Linked DNA regions of Homo sapiens: regions 2 and 3 are each linked to region 1. A link is a loop called in an ENCODE intact Hi-C map of the cell type or tissue named here. Cell type or tissue: HCT116. All regions are shown on one strand.

The links. Peaks named below come from ENCODE experiments on the same cell type or tissue, not always from the same donor. Only the 100,000 strongest peaks of a DNase experiment are listed, where the experiment ranks them.
Region 2: it touches region 1 in a loop (10-fold over the local background); 3 of 110 quality-filtered maps call a loop at or near these places.
Region 3: it touches region 1 in a loop (5-fold over the local background); 5 of 110 quality-filtered maps call a loop at or near these places.

Annotation. Positions count from the first base shown.
Region 1 is chr6:28,836,064-28,838,563 of GRCh38, forward strand. TRA-AGC2-1 (tRNA-Ala (anticodon AGC) 2-1) reads right to left here and starts at 2,452; the gene lies at 2,381-2,452. LOC124901296 (a long non-coding RNA gene) reads right to left here. Exons shown (of 2, transcript XR_007059539.1): 2 at 1,178-2,257. RefSeq lists enhancers at 1,257-2,248, 2,249-2,500. In HCT116, a CTCF peak has its summit at 1,447; DNase peaks (open chromatin) are centred at 1,458 and 2,294; H3K4me3 peaks cover 1,594 bases; H3K27ac peaks cover 1,235 bases.
Region 2 is chr6:29,226,488-29,228,987 of GRCh38, forward strand. All of the region lies in intron 1 of LINC03003 (long intergenic non-protein coding RNA 3003), which reads left to right. Among named protein-coding and RNA genes, the nearest start is that of LINC03003, 3.8 kb to the left of the region's middle. In HCT116, a CTCF peak has its summit at 956 (motif pointing left); a DNase peak (open chromatin) is centred at 955.
Region 3 is chr6:29,110,987-29,113,486 of GRCh38, forward strand. It overlaps OR2J3 (olfactory receptor family 2 subfamily J member 3), which reads left to right. Exons shown (of 4, transcript NM_001005216.4): 4 at 895-2,500. The coding sequence starts at 905. The coding sequence ends at 1,840. Among named protein-coding and RNA genes, the nearest start is that of OR2J3, 4.2 kb to the left of the region's middle. In HCT116, a CTCF peak has its summit at 1,344 (motif pointing left); a DNase peak (open chromatin) is centred at 1,345.

The DNA of each region.
Region 1 (2,500 bases):
GGTTTTTGCATCCTATCCATTTCTACCCTAAATTACAGAGGTGGACTTCCTTAAAGAAGTCTATTGTGGGGAGCAGAAAAAAATATTTCCATTTGGGCCTGAGCCCTAGCATAAAGCAATGGTAATAATTCATGATAATTTTCCTCATGCTTTTACTATATTCCTTTGCAAATTGATTCCCATGATTGAAGCCTGTGAATAATTTTTTTCTGCCACAGTGAGTATAAGTGGCAAAGAGACATTGTGGAACTGTACTTTGAAAATGAGAGAAGAGAGAGAAAAAATGTCAACAGAACAGAAAATTATCTATTTCCCACATCAAGAAAGTCTGGGTCCTCAGTACTAACTCTGAATCTTTCTTTAAAGAAGTAAACTGAAACCCAAGACATCTTAATCTGAGAAAGAATGACTTTTGGAACTTATTTTCTCCATTGAAAATTTCCTAATCACTTCACAGGGACAGAGGTGGCCTGATATTATATCGGAAACCAAGGATTTCCCAATTCTTGAGATATCCTTCAGCTCACACTTTCATTAGGGTTAGCAAAGGGTTTTGGATCTTTAAAATCTATCACAGGGCTTAGAATACAAAGTGGTGTTAATACAAAAGTTCTTGAAGATTTGGTGGTAGCTGATGAGAAGAGGGCTGTGTATTCTGGAATGATTACAAGGTCTTATTCTATTTAAAATGTTTCAGAGCAAGGATACAAACTTCCCAGTTTACATTAGAAGTTAGCACAGCCTTTATTGCAAAACTTGCGAAAAAGAAAATAAAGGCCGGGAGTGGTGGCTCATGCCTGTAATCCCAGCACTTTGCGAGGCGGGCGGATCATGAGGTCAGGAGTTCGAGACCAGCCTGGCCAATATGGTGAAACCCCGTCCCTAAAAAAAATATAAAAAATTAGCCGGGCGCGGTGGCGCGCGCTTGTTGTCCCAGTTACTCGGGATGCTGAGGCAGGAGAATCGCTTGAACCCGGGAGGCGGAGGTTGCAGTGAGTCGAGATCGCGCCACTGCACTCCAACCTGGACGACAGAGTGAGACTCCGTCTCAAGAAAAAAAAAAAAGAAAATGAAAACTTCACATCATATTCAATCATGAATAGTGATTCAAAAAATATTACTAAGTACAATATTGCCAGAGAGGCAAGGAACAGAGTCAATGATTAGAACACAAAAATGATTCAGCAATAGAAATATATATTTTTTGCAATTATGTTTTCTGTTAGAATAGAAAATTGGGGGAAAAAACACAGCCGCGTATTTATACTATACACCCTTACTCCATCCACGTCAAAGCACGTCATATTGCTTCTTAAATGTGCAAAAGAATCTCTTGTGGATCTTGTTAAATTGCTACTTCTGGTTCAGTACGTCTGAGGTGAAGCTGAGATTTCGCTCTTCTAACAAGCTCTCCGGTGCCACCAACTCTTGTGTGGACCAAGAGTCTGAAAGATATCCTTACGATAGAGGGCGCACCTGTCTTAGGTAAAATTACTTCTGTAACGTCATCTAAGGGAAGTCAAATTATCCGGCAGGAGTGAAGACAGAATAAAACTGGAAATCAGTCCGTGAACTTTGAGATCTTCAGCAGAGCATGCTTCCCAGTGGAGCTATTTCGGCAGAAGTGTGACGCCTCTACATTCATTGATGAAAATAACTTTCTCAATTTCCCAGTTTGGAAGGCTTTGCGTTTGTCAGGGCTCAGCCTGCGATGGATCATGGCTAAACAAGGACCAGAAAAAAAATAAAGGAAATCGGCTGGGAGCGGTGGTGGCTTACTCCTGTAATCCCAGCACTGTGGGAGGCCGAGGCGGGAGGATCACGAGGTCAGGAGATCGCGACCATCCTGGCTAACACGGTGAAACCCTGTCTCTACCAAAAAAATAGAAAAAATTAGCCGGGCGTGGTGACGGGCGCCTGTAGTCCCGGCTACTCGGGAGGCTGAGGCAGAAGAATGGCGTAAACCCGGGAGGCGGAGCTTGCAGTGAGCCAAGATCGTGCCACTGGGCGACAGAGCGAGAGACTCCGTCTCAAAAAAAAAAAAGTAATAAAGAAAATTGAGAGCTTACGTTTTTCTTTTATTAAATATTTCCACATTTATCTTTTATTTCCTACTTTTTAAATAACAATACTCCAAAGGTTAATGAGCTCGTCAATTTGGCGACGCCATTGAAGTTTTGGAATCCGGAGCCGTCTTTGTCTTCCAGCTCCATCTTTTCCACCTTTTGCTTAGGCAGTCCCCCGAGTCGTGTCAAGGCTGAGGAGTAGAAATGGAACAGCACTAATATTAATGGCAAAACCGTTGTGAAATAGGGTTACTTTCTGTTTAAGCAAGGAAAATAAAGTAAAGCAATGGGAAAAAAATTAAAAGCAAAAGGAATGGAGGTGCCGGGGATTGAACCCGGGGCCTCGTGCATGCTAAGCACGCGCTCTACCACTGAGCTACACCCCCGTACTGAAACGGTTCTCTCGAGAGTATATTCAAGATCAGAATCTGACC
Region 2 (2,500 bases), 390 kb after region 1:
AATGGTCAGTTCTTAATCTTCATCTCACTTGACCTACTATACTAACAGCCTTTGACACAGCTCCTTCTTCTTTGATATACTTTAATACTTTCTTTTTTTTTTCTTTCACCCAAAGCAAGATTCCTCCTCCTATCTTGTCTGAAGGAGAGTGGCGAGAGCAGATTAAAGCATCCGTGAGGCAGCCTTCTAAAATTTCTCAGGAAGTGGTAGCCAGTGTGAAAATGTATCACCTCACCTTGCTTCATATTTCCCTTCTCTCAGTTCCCTTTTTTTCTCACCTTTGCTGCCCTCTATTTGCATTCCCAAATAAAACATTAATATTTCCTTTTTTGCCTCAAGCTCTGATTTTTAGAGAATCTAGGCTAAGAAACTCACTAAGGTCTTAAGGTAAAAGGCCCAGCAAACACACTGTTATTTTGCTCAATCACAGAACGCTCTAGCTATTCAAAAACTGTTTTCTCTTTCTCCTTCTTCCACATGCACATCCACTAAACCCCGGACCCCAAATTGACAGACCATTCCCAAAACAATAACTTCTGGGTATGTGCTGGCCCTGGCTGGTGGCTTTTCAGTGTAGAGTTCCATGGTTCTAAATTCTTGACTTCAGGAACTCTCCAAATTATATAAAATGGCAAACTCAGAACCAGTTATTTATACTTGAAATACATTTTTATGTATAAAGAAATAAATTTTAACATATTAAGGCATAGTCACAGGACAAATGACAAGTATTGTCATTGTACAGTCATCTAGTGTGTTTGGATTATAAAGGCACACAAGGATTTTTATGGTAGGGAAGACATTGCTATTGTTTTCAACAGAGAAATAGGAGGATTAGGCAGAGGAAGGGAATTAGGAGAAATTTCACCGAAAAAGCCCATGAAGCTTTGGGTAAGGCAGACGAGGCTGGATATGACAGGAAGAATTTGCTGGATACATTATGGTCTGCTGGCACCATCTGGTGTTGAACCCAAGAAAAAACGGAAGATGAAGAAAAAGCTTTCAGAAAGTAATGGAGCCAAGATGAGGCCCACTGAGGGTCTTGTTCAAGTGACATCGGGATCTCGTAACAGAACAAATGGCTGTCAAAGTAGCTGGAAAAGCCCTAGGCTATATCTCCTTAGGGCTCCTTCCTTCCCCAACTTTCCAGATGTCAGACCCTAACCTACCTCAGAGATAGCACTTTACCTTTCACCCTCTCTTACCCATGTTCCTCCAACTGGTGCCATTCCCATCTGACTATCCCATGCCCACACCCAGATCCAGAAGCTGGATAACCCCGCCTCCCTAAACAGCAGATGCCATGTTGGAGAGGTGAATGCAATTGGAATCACTGAGCATTTACTTCACGTTCTCATTTCCACCGATTTTACCTCATGCCTCACTATTTAATAATATAAAATTAAAGTAAAATCTTCCCTTCAAAAAAATTTTTAATGAAATAACATTGCTCTGAAAAAGATAGTTCAACATATGTCAAAATGGCCTTTTCTCTTATTATAAAAATGAAAATTTAAAACCATACATAATGAAACAAAAGGACACTAAAAACATTTTATCAAATATGTTTGTATATGTTCCTGTGCTTTTGTGTTTCTATGTGCACACCTATGCTTTGTGCACTAGAATGACTGCTGCTAGTCTCACTCTGACCCTGTAGGCTTACTCCCATGTAATAAAACATGCCTCTTGATATAGCAATATGCCCTGATTTATGGCAGTGCTTCTATGCCAGGAGCATTTTTGCTTCCTAGGGCATATTTGACAATGTCTGGAGGTATTTTTGCTTGTCACAACTTGGGGGGAAAGGAGATGCTACTAGCATCTAGTGCACAGAGGCCAAAGATACTGCTGAGCATCCTAAAATGCAGAAGAGAGACCCTGACAACAGAAAATTATCTGTTCCAAAATGTCCAGAGGGCTAAGGGTGAGAAATTTTGATTTATAAAACACTGGTACCCATGTCCTGTTTGGATCTGAGCTCTTTTCCTTTTGCCAAGTGTGCATAGTTTCAAAGCAGGCCCCAGATGGAATTCTGTGAACTCTCTGTTTAATTGAAGATGGAAAAGATATCATTAATTACTAACTGCTGGTGAATGTCCCTTCTTGTGAATAACTGAAATAAAAAATCATGTTATCAAGTGTTAGAATGAGTGATTTGGCCTGTTCCCCCAGTTTGCCACAGCCTGCTCTAGAACACAGATACCTATTCCTTTTCAGTGCTTGAGTATATTTAAATAAAGCATGCCCTAATTTATAGTTAAGTTTTAAGTAATTCAAGAAGGGCTCTATACTTTTCTCTGAGTTGATCCAAAACAATGACTATTATATAATAAACAAGACCTTGTATACCAAAATTGTGTTTGAGGGCTTATATGTCTTTTTTTAATGAATAAATAAAAGGTGGAAACGGAAGGAAGGGAAGGAAAAAAGCAAGAAAGGAAGGAAGGCTAAAGAAAAGCACAGGAAGCCGGGGAGAGCGAGAAACAGAAATGATGTG
Region 3 (2,500 bases), 270 kb after region 1:
TAAGGAAAAGGATGTTACTTTACATAAGTCCAGCACAGTACCCAAATCAGCAAACTTAATATGGGCACAATATTATTATCTAATCCATAGTCCACACTGAGATTTCTTAAATTGTCTCAATAATTTTGTTAATAGCTAGTTTTTGAAAAAATCCAGGATTGTACACTGAGAAATCACATCTCACTAGTCTCTTTTCATCTGGACCAGTTCCTCACCCTTTGTTTTTCTACTTAAACTTGATACTTTTCTGAATTGTATAGGCAAGCTATTTCTCTCAATTTGAGTTTTTCTCATGTGTCTTCATTATTAGAATTAGTCTTCATTATTAGAATTTTTAACACAAATATCACTGAAGTGACAGCATGTCCTGTTCAGAGCATCATCACAGCAGGCTCATGATGTTGGTTTGTGCAAATACAGTTGATCTTAAGATCAATAAAATCACTGGTTATGGTGGTGTCTGACAGGTTTTTCTACTACAAACTTTACTGTTTTTCAGTTTGAAATTAACTAGAAAGTTGTGAGGAGATATTTTAGACTATTTTAGATATTTGTACATATTCTGTTCCCCATCAAATTTTTATCCACTAGTTTTTGCAATCATTTATGTTTTTCTTAACACCGTCACCCCTTCTATATTTGTTAATTAGGGATCTACTGTAAGGAATAGCTTTATCTTCACCATTCATTTATTTATTCTTTTACTTTTTATATCAGTATGAGCTTTATAATTCTTCTTTTGTTAAATTCATTACTACTAATGGTTAAATTGTCCTACAATTAAATGATGGCAAGCCCTTCAAACTGGCTTTTATTTTTTATTCATGTGTGCTGATATTTTTGGATCATTTGTTTACTCGTTTTTTGAGTTTACCTTTCTTTTTTTTCTCTCAGGTAATAGGAAATGAATGATGATGGAAAAGTCAATGCTAGCTCTGAGGGGTACTTTATTTTAGTTGGATTTTCTAATTGGCCTCATCTGGAAGTAGTTATCTTTGTGGTTGTCTTGATCTTCTACTTGATGACACTGATAGGAAACCTGTTCATCATCATCCTGTCATACCTGGACTCCCATCTGCACACACCAATGTACTTCTTCCTTTCAAACCTCTCATTTCTGGATCTCTGCTACACCACCAGCTCTATCCCTCAGTTGCTGGTCAATCTCTGGGGCCCGGAAAAGACCATCTCTTATGCTGGTTGCATGATTCAACTTTACTTTGTTCTCGCACTGGGAACCACAGAGTGTGTCCTACTGGTGGTGATGTCCTATGACCGTTATGCAGCTGTGTGTAGACCTTTGCATTACACTGTCCTCATGCACCCTCGTTTCTGCCACCTGCTGGCTGTGGCTTCTTGGGTAAGTGGTTTTACCAACTCAGCACTTCATTCCTCCTTCACCTTCTGGGTACCTCTGTGTGGACACCGCCAAGTAGATCACTTTTTCTGTGAAGTTCCAGCACTTCTGCGATTATCGTGTGTTGATACCCATGTCAATGAGCTGACCCTCATGATCACAAGCTCCATATTTGTTCTCATACCTCTCATCCTCATTCTCACTTCTTATGGTGCCATCGTCCGAGCTATACTGAGGATGCAGTCAACCACTGGGCTTCAGAAAGTGTTTGGAACATGTGGAGCTCATCTTATGGCTGTATCTCTCTTTTTCATTCCGGCCATGTGCATGTATCTCCAGCCACCATCAGGAAATTCTCAAGATCAAGGCAAGTTCATTGCCCTCTTTTATACTGTTGTCACACCTAGTCTTAACCCTCTAATCTACACCCTCAGAAACAAAGTTGTAAGAGGGGCAGTGAAGAGACTAATGGGGTGGGAATGAGCCTGTGTATGTGTCATATTAACAATATAACAGAGTCTCCCCTCACAATGATTCATCCTTCTATTTATTTATCAACCATTCTTTTATTCACTCACTCTGTTAGCACTTGCTGAGCATGTACTCTAACAAGGTCGTGGAGTTCCTGGTAACAGGTAGGAATAAAACACAGTCAGCCTAAATACCATTCACTTGTGGAGAAAACAGCTATGTAAAATCAAGATAAAACATCTATAGTGATGTTTTTCCATGGTACAAACCTAATGTATCCAAGACAGACATTTCTCGATTGAAAATAAGGCATGAAATTTGTTGTAAATCTTGATAAAAGCGAAGCTGTAAATCCTATGAAAAGATGATACTCTCAATTTAAAAATCTCTACAATATGTCTTTTAATTTCTTGCTTTTTGGGCAGAATACTTTTGTCTTCTATCTTTAGTTTAGTTAAATACACAGCAAAATACTTCAAATCCTTTTCTCCAACAATGCTTATTCTTTGTCGGATAGTAAATTTTGAGAGGAATTTTGGTCCATATTCTTTCATATCCAGTATCAATAGTAGAACAATAAGTTTTATGAATTGTAGTAAGAGAGGCTTTGAAACAGTATAGCAGAAGTCAGCATCTGAGATCCCTCTTTTTTGCAAGGCAGTGAGAAATATA